2 separate regions of the Homo sapiens genome follow, and region 2 is linked to region 1. Evidence: chromatin loops called from intact Hi-C (ENCODE). Cell type or tissue: left ventricle myocardium inferior. All regions are shown on one strand. Each heading gives the region's core, and the rest is flanking DNA. Links, peaks and the distances in the headings are about the cores only. Region 1 overlaps ADAMTS3 (ADAM metallopeptidase with thrombospondin type 1 motif 3). Region 2 overlaps ADAMTS3 (ADAM metallopeptidase with thrombospondin type 1 motif 3).

Region 1 (8,348 bases), core at 143-8,142:
GCAAAGGAAGTAGCAAGAGGAAGAAATGAGCTTAGCAAGTTCCAAGAACAAAAACGCCAATGTGGCTTGAACATAGTCAACCAGGGTGGAATAGTAAGGCTAGAGGCCAGTCTTTACCAAGGCTTGGATCATGTAAGGCCTTGCAGATGATGGTACAAAGTTTGGCTTTTATTCTGACAGTGATAGGAGGCAGCTAGGGTGGGAGGGTTAAAAGTGGGGGCGATATGATCTGATTTACTTGTTTTAATGTCCACTCTGACTGTACTCATTCATTCAAACATTTGTTCAGCATTAACTATGTCCTACACACTGGGGATCCAGGATTGAACTAAAAAGGGCAAAATCTCTACCTTCATGAAGTTTGGGTGCAGGACAGGGGTTTTAGGGGCAATAAATACAAAGCACACACTTAAGCTTAATGTTTCAAGTTGATATGGTTTCCCTGTGTCCCCACCCAAATCTCACCTTGAATTGCAATAATCCCCATGTGTCAAGGGTGGGGCCATGTGGAGATAACTGAATTATGGGGGCAGGTTTCCCCCATACTGTTCTCATGGTAGTGAATAAGTCTCATGAGATCTAATGGTTTTATAAATGGGAGTTTTTCTGCACAAGTTCTCTTGTCTGCCACCATGTAAGATGTGACTTTGCTCCTCATTCAGCTTCTGCCATGATTGTAAGGCCTGCCCAGACATGTGAAACTGTGAGTCAATTAAACTTCTTTCCTTTATAAATTACCCAGTCTTGGGCATATCTTTATTAGCAGCATGAGAACTGACTAATACACAAGTGATAATGTCCTATCAATAAAAAGAGAATAAAAAGGTAGAATGTGATAATGCAAGATGCCATTTCAGAAAGGTTGGTTGGGTCCTTCTGACACTGTGATGAACATCTGGGGAGAAAGCATCTCAGGAAGGTGAGCAGTCAGTGCAAATTCCATAGAGAAAGCACTGTTCAGCTCGTGGCTGGCACTATGGTTCACAGGAGGATGTAGAAGAAGAGGCTAGAGGGATAGCCTGTGTGAGAGCCATGTGCATCCTTGTAGTCCATGGTAATGAGTTTGGATTGTATTCTTGAATGGCAAGAAAGACCACTGGATAGTTCTGAGCAGAAAATGACAATCTAACTGCTGTTTGGAGAAAAGACACTACGGCAACAAGACTAGATGTGAAAAACACCGTTACAGCACAAGAGATGTGAGTAGCTTGGACCAGAGTGAATGGTCAGAATCTATACATATTCTGAAGGCGGAGCAAACAGAATTTGCTAATCGACAGAATGTGGGGGTGGGAAAGAATGAGAGCCTTCAAGCTTGATTCTAATGGTTTTGTCTTGGATGTAATGCTATTTCTAATTTCCCTGCCTCCCTGTGGCTGCATCTTCTCTATATCCCTGGTAGGCTCCATGTAATCTAATGTTATTTGCCCAAGTTCTACCCTTGACCATCTTCTCTTCTCTTGTTCTCTTCTCTTTTTATCATTTCCATTTATACTCATCGCTTCAACTGTACTATATATGAGATGATACCCAGAGTAATAGAATGGAAAAGGCTGTAATTTAGGGTCAGATAGAATTAAGCTCAATTCCAAGTTCTATCAGTTCCAGCTATGCGGTCTTAGTTAAGATAATGACCTCTCTAAATCTGCCTCCTCAATGGTCCATTAGAGATGATAATACCTCAAGGGGATACTGAGATAATTAAATATGTCACATTTAAAACCTCACTATATCTCTGGCACATTGGAAGTAATCAAACATTATTTCAAAGTTGTATTTTATTTTGTTTTAATCTCCATCTCTAGCTAAAAATCACTGCAAAAAAGCTTTCCCCTCTCCTCCATTTTCCATAGTCAGCCAAACCTGAAGCCCAAAAGTCACCTTTGAGTCACCTTTGTCTCCTCTAGCTTTTTCTGGCTTTATTTCTAACTGCCAAGTCTGCAGATTCAAAATTATACCTATTGATTTCATTCCTTCTGTTAATCCTATACTTAGGTAGCCCCAAAATCTGCTGATCACTGTCTCGAGGCTTACTCTACAGCCTTGTCTCAGCTACACCTCTTCCCACAGTATCTATTGCAGTATCTTCCAACTTCTCTAAGTCTTATTTCAGTGATCCTCCTAAAATGCAAGAGCACTCCTAAGTGAAAACCTGCAAATGGCTCCTTATAATCTAAATAAGATTCCAGCTTGTTAATATACATTCAAGAGACATGATTTTGATCCCATCTTGTATCTCCAACTTCTCCTACATTATTTCGTCTTTATTCCATACTCTTACAATTTAAAAGTCTACTGTCCTATTCCACCCTGATTTGTCCCATGTTATTTCTTCTGCCTAAAATATGCTCCTTCCTCCCAGCACCCCAAACTCTCTACTGTTTATTCTTTAAGTCCAAGTCTTACCTCCTCTGAAGGATCTTCCCTGAATACATCACAGACTAAGTTACCACCCTTTTAAGTGAGGACAGAGTAGCAAGTTTGCATCACTTTACTAGGCCCTCATCATACCACACTGTAATCTTTTGCTAACTTGTATAGCACTCCCCATAGATGGCCATCCTTGAAGACAGAACTACTCATGACTCATCTTTGTATCCTTAGTGCCTACCATCCTACAGCAATGCTGTAATCCAATTATATAGAGCAGTCAACTAATGTTCAAAGAGGTTAAGCTATATTATATCATATATGCCTGTATGTATCAGAGCAAAGAAGGTTATAAACTCTGGACCATTTTGTTCCAGCAGCCACACTTTCTCAAAATTAGAATCATATAAAAATGTATTATTTCACTAATCCTTCAGAGGTTTTCAGTCTGAAAAAAAAATTTCTTTAAGTAGAGCTCAAGAACATTCTTCATTGTATATCTAAAAATAGTGAAATGAAAAACTATTTTAGATTCCTTCATTTACAAACTCTAACTTAACAAAAACAAAAAGCATTACATGTAATATATAGTGTAAGAATCTAATTGGCAAAACTTCACAATTGCCATGGATATGATGCCAATGGAATTTCAAACTTCTTCACAGTCATCATGATCCAAAGTTTACAGGAGTCTTAAGAAAAATAAATCAGGACAATATCCCAAATTTCTTTTCAAATACAAATACTCTAATGGCAAATATCATGCAAACATTATGCAATTATTTCACAGTTCACAGTTTTGTTCTTCTTAAAAAATGTATTTCACAATTTTACTAAAAATTACCCACATGGTAATTACATAAATAAGGAACTTGATGTATCAGTTATATTAAAAGACTCCCCATACCTAGTCATATTTAAATGACAAGTCTGGAATAATAAATAATGATTAACACAAGCATTAACCAAATACAAAAAGCTATCTTAACATTTTCCTTTAAAACTTAAGTAATGTCTTAGGTAAATCCATCCGTTATTTCGAACAACATTGCATCAAACACATCACAACAAAGTTAAATTAATAATGTCAAAACTGGCATGTATTATGAAAAAAAAAACGAGAAGAAAACTTAGAATAGAATGTAAGTTTTGACTTGGTTCACAGCTTATCTTGCCAGTGCATATCACATGGTCCCTCTCTTCAACCACCAGTCACACATCTAAGTTTAACTAAATGTTATTTATTTTTCATATTTTGTGGAAAAAGCAGTCTCTGGTTTCCAATAAAAAGATGGCACAGCATCTTTCTTACCAAGAATAATTACTAGATGGTTGTTCATAACTTTTCATATGCAAGTTCCTATAGTACATACATATGATTATAAATCATACTACAATCATATTAATTTAAACTCTACTCATCAATCATTATCAACTTAACAAATTAGCACTCTTGTGCCCTCTAGTGGATGAATGAATACAAAATTCTGTTTATTTTCCTCAGAAAGGTAAAAACTGAACCTGACTATACACGTGTATATTCAGAAATATGTTTAGAAGACAGATATAGTAACAGTTAACCAGTTAACAATGTAGCCCAAGAGGCTGGTGAATACAGATATGAAGACACTATATTACAATAAAATGGTAGTATTCCATGGGTTGGAGTTCTACCTATAGAATTCAAATGGTTTGAATTCATACTCCAACCCATAGAAGTGATGTTGTTTCAGGCTCATTGTTTAATATCAGAGGCTCCATTTCTTCCTCTCTAAAATGAGGTGGATAATAGTGACTTCATAAGTTGTTGTGAGAATTAAAGGGGTTAACATGTGAGTACAATGAACAGTACCTGGCATTCATTAGACGACTAATAAAATCAGTGTCCTTTCCCCTTATTGCTATCTAATCCCTCACCTCTCCGTGATCAGCATGCACAGGTCTTTCAGGCCTGCTCCTTCCAAGCACAGGTGACTCTTGAACAACACAGATGTGAACTGTGTGCATCCATTTATACATGGATCTTCTGCCTTTGCCAACCCTGTGACAGCAAGACCAACCCCTCCTCCTCCGCCTCCTCTCCCTTAGCCTATTCACTGTGAGGACAACAGGGAATGAAAAGCTTGATGATGATCCACTCCCACTTAATGAATAATAAATACATTTTCCCTTCCTTATGACTTTCTTAATAACACTTTTTTTCTCTGGCTTACGTTATTGTAAGAATACAGTATATAATATATACAACATACGAAATAAGTGTTAATTGACTGTTTATGTTATCAGTGAGGCTTCCAGGCAACAGTAAGCTATTAGTGGTTAAGCTTTAAGGGAGTCAAAAGTTACATACAGACATTTCACTGCATGGGGGTTGGTTGCCCAACCTCCGCATTGATCAAGGATCAATTGTATTGTCCCAGTGTGCCATATTTTTTTAAATACAAGACTTCAGAGAAGACTTCAAGTTTGTATACAAGATGAGAAAAACTAGAATGCTCAATACTGTTTTAGTCTAGGTTGATACTGGCTGTCCTGTGGGTTTCATTCTGAATCGGGATTCTAGCCCTTTCAGCAACTCCTCTTACTTGGTCATGGGCAAAATGGCATAGCTACACTGACATGATTCCTCTATATCTCAGGCAGATATTCTAATCACCACCTACCTCTCTGGAATACCATGAGGATTACTCAAGTCATTTTCTGAAATTATTTTAAGTTTATATATATATATATACACACACACACACACACACACACACACACATTTCATATACATAATATATACATCTCATGTATAATATATATACACTCATAATATATACATATTATGAGTATGTATATACACACATATAATACACACACATTCTTAAAATTATATCCATCTTCCTGTATATGCATGACTTATAGTAATAGTTCTCGAAATTTAACCTGTGAATCCCTGAAGACACCTAAGACCCATTCTCTTAAAGGGGCTCTGCAAGGTCAAAACTATTCTCACCCTAATATGAAGATGTTTTCACCTTTTTCACTGTGTTGATATTCGCACTGGTGGCAAAAAGGCAATGGTGAGTTAAACTGCTGGGCTTCCACATGAATCAAGGCAGTGGCACTCAACTGTACTAGGAGTCATCATATTCTTCACTGTCCTACACACTTATGGTAATGACAATAATTTTTAAAAGCCAGTTGCAATAAAAAAGTCCTGTTAAAGCGTAACAATTATTAATTTTATTAAGTCTTAAGGCTTAAGTACAAAATTTTTAATATCCTATGTGATATAAATAGGAAGTGCACAACCATATACCACTTCTATCGCATACCAAACTACAAAGGATATCTCAAGAAAGATCACTTGCACAAATGTTTGAGGTGTGAGTCGAATGAGCCGTTTTTTCATGGAACACCATTTTTACTTAAAATAATGACTAAGAGATAAAGCACAGTTATTCAAACTTGGATATTTGGCAAACATCTTCTTGAAAAATAACGTGAGCCTGCCTTTTCAAGGAAAACAACTAACAGGATATGTTGCTAATGATAAAATTCAAGATTTCAAGCAAAAATTAGAAACTTGGAGTACTTGTTATCTGCCACTGTTAGCTTAACAGACTCTCAACATTTAAAGACTTTTTCTGATTTAATCTGTAGTTATAGTAACAAATGTCAATAATGCAATAACTTCTAACTCCATGACACAATATTTTCCAAATGACCAATGCATAAAATTACAAAAAGTGCAACATAGATTTTAATATAACAGAGTACAAAAATACTTGATATGCTTTTGGATTCCACATTGCATCTAGTATTTAGAGTGCTAGTATTTGTTGAGTTCTAGTATAGAATCAAAGAATGTTCTCATTATATAAAAAGCATTTTAAAATATTTGTTTCATTTCCAACTGCATATGTTTATAAGACCAGATTTTCTTCATATACTTCAACCAAAACAACATTAAAAATGCAAAAGCAGATATGAAAACGTAACCATCTTCTATCAAGCCAGGCAAGAAAAAGGTTGGTGAAAATTAAAAACAATGCCATCTTCCTCTTGAATTTTTTTGTTTTTGAAAATATAGCTACTTTTAGACAAACTTGTTTATGTTAATATATGCCAAGTTTATTATAACTACTGTAAAAATTAATAAATCAATATTTAATTTTGTTCATCTCTGATTTTCATTATGGTAAATGTAGATAGATATAATCTATATAAACAAAATCTCTTTGAGGTCTTAAATAATTTTTAAGACTATAAGGGCCCTAAAGTCAAAAATTGTCAGAACTACTACCTGAAAGAAACCAAGATCCTCCACTGAAGAAAGCTATCAGTAGAGATCACTTCTCCCTCAGTTGGAAGCAGGAATGTCAGGAACTATGGGACATAAAGCAGATACTTAGAATTCCTGAGATAAATACAAGGAAGATCTAGAAATAAGAACTGAGTTTAACATCTGGAAATCCTGGTCCAGGAAAAATGAGACAGGGCTTGACAATATAAATGACAAATAGGAGAAATAACGTTTTTATAAATATTCTGAAATTCATACATTCTCAATTCCACTACATCGCTTATATTTGCTAAGGCCAAAATTCCATGCCCCTTAGAAGAAAAGAAACTTATAAAAACCAAACTACATACTGATCATTTTTCTTCTGAAAATAAGATATTAACCTCTGTTACTACAGAGTATACGCCAAATACAGAAATATCCCTGGTAAAATATCTTTTAACAACATGCAAAGCAATTCACTGTAGGTTTATACAGTATATTAAAGACACATAAACAGTGCTTCTGAACATAAAAATAACTCAACATTCTCAAGCTTCCATGAAAATCAGTTTGTTTTCTTACTTTTTTTTAGCAAAATGGGCTAATTAACCTACTAGTCCATGTTATGAATTGCTTTTAAGAACCTGACAATGTCATCTTGTCCGTTCCCCAATATATATTTAATAAGGAGACATTAAAATTAGATTCTGTTCAAGAGAAATATTCCTTCTTTCACCTTGCAGTTCTGAAGAACCCCCAATATATAACAGAAAAATCAGAGTTGTGCTAATAAGTACTCTTAGGGGAATAATTACTGAAAATGCCACATATAAGATAGTCAAAATGAAGGGTAAAATAAATTCTTTATTCATGGATAGCTTATGTTGACAATTGTAGAATGGCTTAAGCACTGCACGAACTTTGGCTAGCATTTGTTTCATGTTAAGACACAAGTCAATCTGAGGTGCCTCAAACGTAACTGTAATATTTGATGACCATGAGTATGAGTGAAAGAGAAATTCATCTAAAAGTTGGCATAAAATACAGCAAAACAAAATCTTTAGTTTTGCAACCAAAGTAACTTGGAACCCCATTACAAAATTTCTAAAAAGAATTAAAAATAAAAAATTAATATTAACAAAACAAACGATAATTTAATAATGTATAGCTTTGCTATTCAACATGTGTACCTGAAGTAGCAGATCCCACAGATCTTGTTAAAAATATTGATTATCATAATCAGTATATCAGAAGTCGACATACTTCTACTACACCTAGGGACTCTACTCACTAAGTACAACTGTCTACTCTGGACCTTATATATATAACAAACATAAGACGACTCTAAAGGTGGAGAGAAGAAGGCAGACTAGCTAAAGACCTCAAGATCCATGATGACATGCTGGGTTTTCTTTTTGCTTCTTTTATCCCAGATTTGCAGTGGAAAAAAAAGTTAGCAACTCAGAAATGTAGACAAAAACAGGCAAGGAAACAAAAACAAACAAAATAACAACAGCAACAATAACAAAGCCCTAAAAAAAACATGCTCTCTCTAGCCAATGGTCTAGGAAATGGCCAGCCTATGAGAATAAAAACATTTAGACACTAACAGTTTTACACAAGCCAAACACCACAGAAAAAAAAAAAAAAAACACGGTCCTACTACATTCACACCAGCACAGGCCAAGTGGGGAGCTTAGGCCTC
Region 2 (8,348 bases), core at 116-8,115, 160 kb before region 1:
CCCATAAGTCACATATTTTATTAGGCAAGTTATAAAATATGTTCTGTAAGTTTATGTGTTGAAGTCACAATGCATTTGTAATAGATAATGCCAATAAACTGTTAATAGTCAATGAAAGTAAGACTAAGCATGAAAGTAAGACTAAGTAGATGATTTGAAGTTGAATACTTGCAGATTTCATTTTCCAGCAACTTCAATTCTTTATGGCACCTCTTGCTTAAATGTTTTCCTGTTGGAAAAGGTTAATTAGTCTATTAAATCACTATGATGACAATATTAGTGCAAAGATATGGAAGTTAGATTATCTTTGAACAGTTTGAATTGGTATGACAGATGAAAATTTTCTAATGTTCTTTTGGCCTTGATTTGCAAGTTTAGCATGATGTTTGAACTCTCTGAAAAACAGTACCAATACCTTATATTATACATAATATACAATGAATGAACATGGCAAAACCTTTTCTTTACATTATTCACTGTGGAAATAAAACAAAATGAATTATTTTACATCCAAAAGAAAAGAATAAAATGTAACTCCAAGAAAGCACAGTATATTATTTCACAGCAAGATGAAGAAAATTACATTTGACTCCACTGAAATATAATACACGTATATAATTATATTTCTCTTTGCTTTAATAATGCAATCAGTCAGAAATAGCAATATTTGCTTTTTAACAATTTTCAAAGTACAAAACATGGTAATTTATAACACAGGAATAGCAAAGACATCAGTAACAAGAAAAACATTAGAATATAGTCTCCTAGTAATTGAGTTAGGTATCAGGGGTATAATGGGAATAAAAAATACAAAAACTAAGAGAATTATTTCATTTGGATGAAGACTAACTTTTTTATAAAAGGAAAAGTTACCCCAATGACAATTTACTTAACGTAAACCATATTTCTTTGTTTTTGTTTTACTTTCATGATTTTATAAGATACCAACGGCTCTTTGGAAGACATCAAAATCTTCTTGAGCAAACACCACATCAAATTTATCTTTAAGTGCTGAATTCCCAGAAACATTTGCCAAATAAATCCTTATTGAATAACTGAATAGTATCTGATACAAACTCAAGAAATTATTCAGTAATAAATGTCTGTATACAAATCTTTTATGAAAATTCCAATGAATATTATTAAACTATGGATAATTTTGCCTATTATTTGATGCATGAAGACAGCTTTTTGTTCCACCTTTGAACCTTCAGTGTATGTCTAAGTTCAAGTTATTGACTATGTAACAAGCATAAACATTTATAGAGATGAGCAATTACATCTCAGGTTAGTTTTTGGTTGTACCTCAATTTTGTTTAAAGTAAATTTTTAAAAATTATGTGAAATACAGATCCAAGATTCCTAGATTTATAAACAGGATAAAATTGTTCACTTTTAAAATAAGTAAAACTAATGTGATATTTTAAAAGTTGTATCTAAAATTTTGTAATTTTTAAACTCCTGATCAATAATTTATATGCAACAAGAATTCAAAATAAACACCAATTCTAATAATTCAATCTGCATTTTATTAAAAATGCAAAATAAAACACAGATTTTAGCTAGCTAGTATAACTGATACTGATTTTACTTGTTTCTTTTCTAAATTTAGTATGTATTTTTTTCATCATTGACGCTAGGGAGTATGAATTCATTCAAAGTGATTTCTTTTTTTTTTTTAAGTTCCTTAAAAGGTAATCTGAATAACAATAAATCAGCAGCTAAATTTTGATTATGTTTATAGAGAAAATGCTGCATTTCTAAAGGAAGAAGCCTCAAAAAGTACAAATCACAGAGAAGAATACTAAATCCATGAGAGACCTCATCTTACCAAGCTTCCTGGGAGTTCTGGTAAATGTCCCCTTCACGGTTCGGCAGTGGGAATTATCTCCTCCACAGACACCACACTTATCCTCAACCTTATTAGAACCAATTTCTTTATCACAGCCCACTTTCTGGAGAGAGAAGATGTCAAATGTGGCTAATTTTAGTGTGCCCAGTAGTGGTCAACATCCCAGAGAATGATGAACCCTTTGTTCAGTCATGGCCCACAGTCAGCCAATTTATAGCAAACTGCCACTGTAGTCATAATTTTTAATACCTCAGTTTTTTAAAAAAAATAATGGGAAACCAAATGACTTGTACCCTAAGTAATAAAGAATATATTTCCTCCAGTCCAATGAAATATTTACACCATTTTAAATTGTCATAGTCATCAAACACACATGTAATGAAAACAGATGTAGCTGATGCTGAGGAGACAAGAAAACAACAAGACAGTGCTTTTCCCTTGCTGCTCTCACATTTATGATGATGGATAATATAGTGAGTTGTATATTAGTGCAATCTTTAAAAGATGGTTATGATGTGAGACAAAACTTCACCAGGGTGGTGAAGATTTTCACAGGGGCCAAAGAAACACAGAATAGAAAAGCATTTCAGGAAAGCAGATGAGTTACAACAAAGCCAGAGAAGTATGTTCATGGAAAGTGGGTGCAGAGGTCAATATCTAAACCCATATTTAAACCAATGGAAGGTTAGTGTTTCATGATAAGGAAAGAACAGTGAAAAATCTGCATTGAATAGACTGCAGAAGACTTGAATACCAGGAAGAATTTACATTTTCCCTTGAAACAGGAAAATATTGAAGGTTTTCTGAACCAAGGCATGTTCTTAATGTAAATCACTGTAGAATAATGATACACAATACACTACTGCACTCAAAAGTATGGGATGAAAGGTGGCAGGGAAAATAAAGACAACACATACGTTTAATGTACTAGGTACTGCGGCAGGTAAAAGCTGAACAACACATACTATGCTTTCAGGAAAATGTAAGCTCAATTACTTTAGACTCATTAATACAGCACTTCAGTTTTGATGAAGTATAAAGGAAATATATGTTAGGAGCAGTGTTTCAGTTAATAAGATAATTTCATATCGATTTAACTATGAACACAAGAAATAAAATGCATTTTTAACCTGAGATTAAATGGAGCAAAAAAACATGTTTGCTTCTCTACTACTTTTGTTCTAATGTGAAATTTAGCCTTTAAACTTAGAATTGATTGGAAGGTGAGAAAGAAATGTCTTATTATCTTTACAACAAAAGATTAAATATACTTAGCACTGATTATTTTTAAAAAGACCTTGTATTTTAATAGCAGATGGCTACTAAAATACCCGAAGCAAATGCATTATTACCAATTTGTATTCCCAACCTAGAGGCCTCAGAGTTACTCAGAAAAGGCATTTGGCTGGAAATTAGGAAAATTATTTAAACCTTGATTCTGCCAGTGACCAAAGTTTGATTTGAGAAAGTACAATGTCTCTCAAATTTATTTTAGCTATTGAACTATTCATAGACACTTACTATAATGTGATTTCAAAGATAAAATAGTTTAAAAAATTAAAAATGTGCAGATGAATGACAGTAAACGTAGATAACGTAGAAAGCCTTTGGGGAAGCAATTTGAACTTACCACACACTCTCCTCGCACACATATGCTATATGGATCTTTGTAAGAACAGTGCGTTCCATCATGCACCAGTTGTTTCATGTAAGCAACATCTCCAGTCTCCTTGGACTGACAGTAAAGGTGGCATCTTTTCTTGGCTGCATAAGATGGAGGATAAAATTAACTATTTACATAAAATGGAATGTTTGAACAGCATAGTTTATTTTATTTTTAAATATAAGGTTTCACTGTGATTTCCTGAAAACAAAAGGAATACCGTATAAACAAATAAAATAAGGAGTAAGGAGGAAAGTATGTACATTTGACATTTTTTTTTTAGCTAAGGTGACCATAAAATTTGTCATCTAAACTAGAAAAGGGGTTCTAGTAATAACTGAGCAGGAACAACAGGTATAAACTGGGACTGCCCCAGGCAACCCTAGATTTCAACATAGCTCTTAAATAAATCTTAATTCAAAACCAGTTTAGTTTTCGTAATATTAGAGCACTGAAAGAATGTCTGTGATTTGACTCAATCATCTAACATAGTTTTTGCCTCTTACAGGATGCAACTCACTTCACCAAAATAGATAAAAACAATGCATTTCTTCTTAATGCATTGCAACTTTGAATTCTTAACGTGTATTCCTCTTTCCTTTAACATGGATTTGAACTGAACCCAGTGGTGCATGTAATCATATAACTATTTCCTTTCATTCACTCAAATAAGAAGTATGGCAAAAAGTTGCCATTGGACATATTTAACCAAAAATTCAGAAGTAAGAAGTGAAACATTAAAAGAAAATTTCCAAATATATCTTTAAACTATAGTAAAAAAGTAAAAGGTTATAAGGTATCTTTTGTTATTAAATTATGATCTTTCTCTTGGTCCTGACTCAATTTTCAAAGAACTATATTTTTCTCTAGTTCAGAAAGGAAAGATCACAATATTCCAGAAGTATTTCCTAGTAGAGGGATTTCGGTTGAATCAGGAATTCCAACATCTCTCCCAGGCGTTCCTTTCCACTGGTCTTTTCACCGCTGATGGTGATAGTGCTGCTTGCCAGGAACTATTGCACCATTCTTACCTCTTTAGAGAAAGGGTATTTAAGCCTTATTCTTAGAAACCCAGGAGAACTTACTCCTATAAGCACCAAGTTTCCTAAGTTACCACATAGGGATCAAGAGTCCATGGGGTTCGTGCTGGCAAAGCTTAAACTGTGAGTAACCATCCACACAGCAGGAAGGAGAGCACGAGGCTACTCACGGTCAGGATGTTCATATGGCAACCAGTGGTGTTTGGTATTCTGGTATTCAAAGTGGGAGTTTCGCTGCTGACACTGCTGTGCTCTGAAGTCCTCAAAGTGTTTTTGGCATTCTTCTGTGTTACAAAGCTGGTACTCAAAATTAACACCAGGACAATCCTGACCACCATTGATGGGCCTAAAGAAAAGACAACATTTAAAAAGGCCTTTTGGCTTCTGTCTAGCAGTTGAAGCTTGCAGACACAGTGCTTGAGGGCACAAAGCCAAAGTTTCTGGGCTGCCAGCACAAAGTGAATGAACTCATACTTCCTAATTTCAGTCCCTTTCCAAAGCACCCTTCTCTCCCTGCTGGGTGGAAAAATAAAACAAAACACAAAGCTCAACTTAAATCAGCTTTTCAAATCATATATTTTAAATGCATGGCAAAAGTGTGTAAGAAAAAAAAAGCATGTATATTGAATCAATAAAATGATATTTTGCTACCATGTATAAAACACACAGATGCAGCTCAAAGAAACTTTGGTCATCGCTCCATGGCTCGGTTCCCTCATATGTAAAATGCAAATAATAATGTATCTTCCTTTGAGGAAAACTGTGAAGATTAAATGAGTTGACATTATTTAAAGCACTCCTAACAACTCTGGCTCATAATGAACTTTAGCTGATCTTTTAATTTTTATTGTCTTTGTTACTTCTAATACCACCATCATCTCTTACTGGGAAGGCAGGTATGTGGCATCAGATAGTCTTACAAAAGACGTGCTCAGAGACATCCTGCTGCCAGAAACAGAGAGAAAAAGCTGCTCACATATTAAACCCTAGACAAGGCAGAATCCTCTAAATGTGAGAATTCAGTTGTTTTTTTCTTCGTAAAGATTGCTGAGCACACAATAGGGAATTCAGTAATTGTAGTCTGAGTGAATGAATAGATAACTTTCCCCCAACAGTCACCTGGCCTTCTATCACAATCTTTCTTTTGCCTTCCTCTGAAGCAATCACATTCCACTCCCTGAAGAGAGAGAGTCTGTATGCTTGGTACCGCTCTTTCCTGGACACTCTCTTGTTTCTGGCAGTCAATCTCGCAGTGCCCATGCCCACGCCCTTAGGGCACAGTGACCTACTTTCCTTGTTCAGCTTCTTAATATTCCTGAACAGCAACTTCTTTAAAAATATTCAATCTTCGTTTGATCTTCTTCATCACTGACTGCTTGTCACAAGATTAATAAATGGAGATGTATCAAAAACACAGACTGGTTTATGAACTGTGAACAATTTATTTTCCTGCCCTGTGTTTTACATGCACTTTATAAAACAGAATACTAATAACATAATATTGAAGTATTTTCTGGTCTCTCCAAAAATAACAAGAGTTACAAGGATATACTCACATGGGATTATTGCACTGGCGTGTTCTGAAACGAACACCAGTTCCACATGTCCGAGAACAGGAGCCAAATTTAGTCCATGACCCCCAATTGCCATCTTGTTTTTGCTGATTAGCATTCTTCCACATGCAATGACCCTTATAGCACCACTTAGAAAAATGACAAAAGGTAATTATTAAAATCACGCATACACTAAAGCTGAAGTTGTTATACAAGAACCATCTAGTTGAAGGGCTTTCTTACTGCTCTTTTTTCTTCCAGGTGGAGATGCATTTAAAATTATCCAAAAGCAATTATGTCATTAATATACCCTATTAAAGGGTAATTTAGACTTGTATTTTTCAAGTAGAAAATTAAAATGGAAAAACAACATTCACTCAGACAAGTTTTTAAATGATACATTCACCAGTAAGCATCAAACACTATAATCAATAAGAACTCTTTGAGCACCCAGCTTGCACAGTTGGTAAGATTTTACCCTTCATCTGTCACTACCTATATCATACCAGAATATTTTGAGGGCTACATGATCTTTTTAAAAATGATAAAATAAACTATGTCTTGGTTTAGATAATAATATAACATGTCTAAAACATATGCAGCTTTCAAAGCACTTTTATTTAACTTTTAAAATGTTTCATTAACAATGATTCTGAGAGATAGATGGGTCATACATATATCATCAACAATTAGATGAGGAAAATTGAGGCCCAGAAAGGTTCATAAGTAGTTGAAGGCCATCTGACCAAGAAGTAATTAAGTGGGGCTACCAGAACCCTAATACTATAGAGGCACCTAGCTTACAGTGCCTGGCATGGTGCTCAAGAGACATTAGCCATTTTCCTCTCTAACATTTTGACTTACTTTTTCACACTACGTACAATAAAAGCATTTGTTAAAACTCAACTTCTATAAATTTCAATATAACACCAATATATTTAAGAAAGTTGAATGTTAAAAAGTTAATTATATAATTTTTTATAAAGCAAAAATGAATTAACTCGTTATACTCTTGTTTTTAGTCAGAAGTTTATGATATTGAATTTTCCCAAAGCAAAACATTGTATACAAGGTGCTTTGCATAGTGCCTAATATAATGCAAACACTTAAAAAGACAGGTTTTATTATTATTATGCATATAATCCCTGTCACAAGTACAGTTTATACACATTTGAAATTGAGCTTTAAAAGAAGTAAATGCCATATAAATCTTCTGTACCAGGTTTTGGTCCTGCCTACAATTTCTTATTTCTAAACTAGTCAAAGCTTTTCAACTTGAGTTCTTAACATGCCTTTGTTTTGGGATCTTTGCCCTTATGAGTAGCATAGCTTGGCACTCAGCCAATTTCTGAGCATTCAATCCTGACTACACAATTTGAGATTTAAAACCTCTGGGCATCCTTCCCTAAGGAACAAGGCCAAATCTTCTGTATAAGTTCACATGACTTTATTTCTGGGCAACTTTCACAAGGAATGGCATGCCAGCAAGTCAATCAGATCCCACTACCAGGGGGCAGATAGTCTGCTGAGTTGCTTCTTCCTATTCTGCCAACAGTGGGCTGAATGGTAGTCCCAAAGATATCAAGTCTTAATCCCCGGAACCTGTAAATGTTACCTTATTTGGAAAAAGGGTCTTTGCAAATGTGATTAACTTAAATATTTTAAAATGGAGAGATTATCCCAGATTATCCATGGGGTCCTAAATGCTGTTACATGTATCCTTATAAGAGAGGGGTAGAAGGAGATTTGACCCATAAAGATGAGGAAAACGCAATGTGGCCACAGAAGCAGAAACTGGAGTGGTGCAGCCACAAATCAAGAAATGTGGGGTGGCCACCAGATGCTGGGAGAAGCAAAGAAAAGATTCTCCACTACAGCCTTTGGAGGGAGAATGGCCCTGCCCACACACTGATTTCAGTTCATTGAAATTGATTTTTGACTTCTGGCCTCTAGAACTGTGAGGGAATAAATATCCATTGTTTCAAGCCAACAAGTTTGTGAAAATTTGTTACCTTAGCCACAGGGAACTAGTACACTATTTTAGTACATTACTTTAATAAAGCCTTGCATACTATGGTTTTCATAAAAATGACAGTGCAGCTGTGTTTACCATTTTCCAGACCTTTAAAGATGATAATTATGCAACATATCTTACATATTTATTGTGTAAATAGATATACTCACTTTTCCAGCAGCACATTCAGTCCCATCAAGTGGAGGTCCCTTTTTAGTCTTACAAA

What was found. Hi-C counts contacts between places; a loop is a spot of excess contacts. Peaks named below come from ENCODE experiments on the same cell type or tissue, not always from the same donor. Only the 100,000 strongest peaks of a DNase experiment are listed, where the experiment ranks them.
Region 2: it touches region 1 in a loop (3-fold over the local background); 66 of 110 quality-filtered maps call a loop at or near these places.

Annotation. Positions count from the first base shown.
Region 1 is chr4:72,465,274-72,473,621 of GRCh38, forward strand. All of the region lies in intron 3 of ADAMTS3 (ADAM metallopeptidase with thrombospondin type 1 motif 3), which reads right to left. Among named protein-coding and RNA genes, the nearest start is that of ADAMTS3, 100 kb to the right of the region's middle. In left ventricle myocardium inferior, for the core only: a CTCF peak has its summit at 3,835 (motif pointing left); no DNase peak of the experiment used is centred there.
Region 2 is chr4:72,307,566-72,315,913 of GRCh38, forward strand. It overlaps ADAMTS3 (ADAM metallopeptidase with thrombospondin type 1 motif 3), which reads right to left. Exons shown (of 22, transcript NM_014243.3): 11 at 8,293-8,348; 12 at 6,112-6,257; 13 at 4,726-4,901; 14 at 3,483-3,616; 15 at 1,832-1,955. Among named protein-coding and RNA genes, the nearest start is that of ADAMTS3, 260 kb to the right of the region's middle. In left ventricle myocardium inferior, for the core only: no CTCF peak of the experiment used is centred there; a DNase peak (open chromatin) is centred at 4,986; H3K27ac peaks cover 2,132 bases.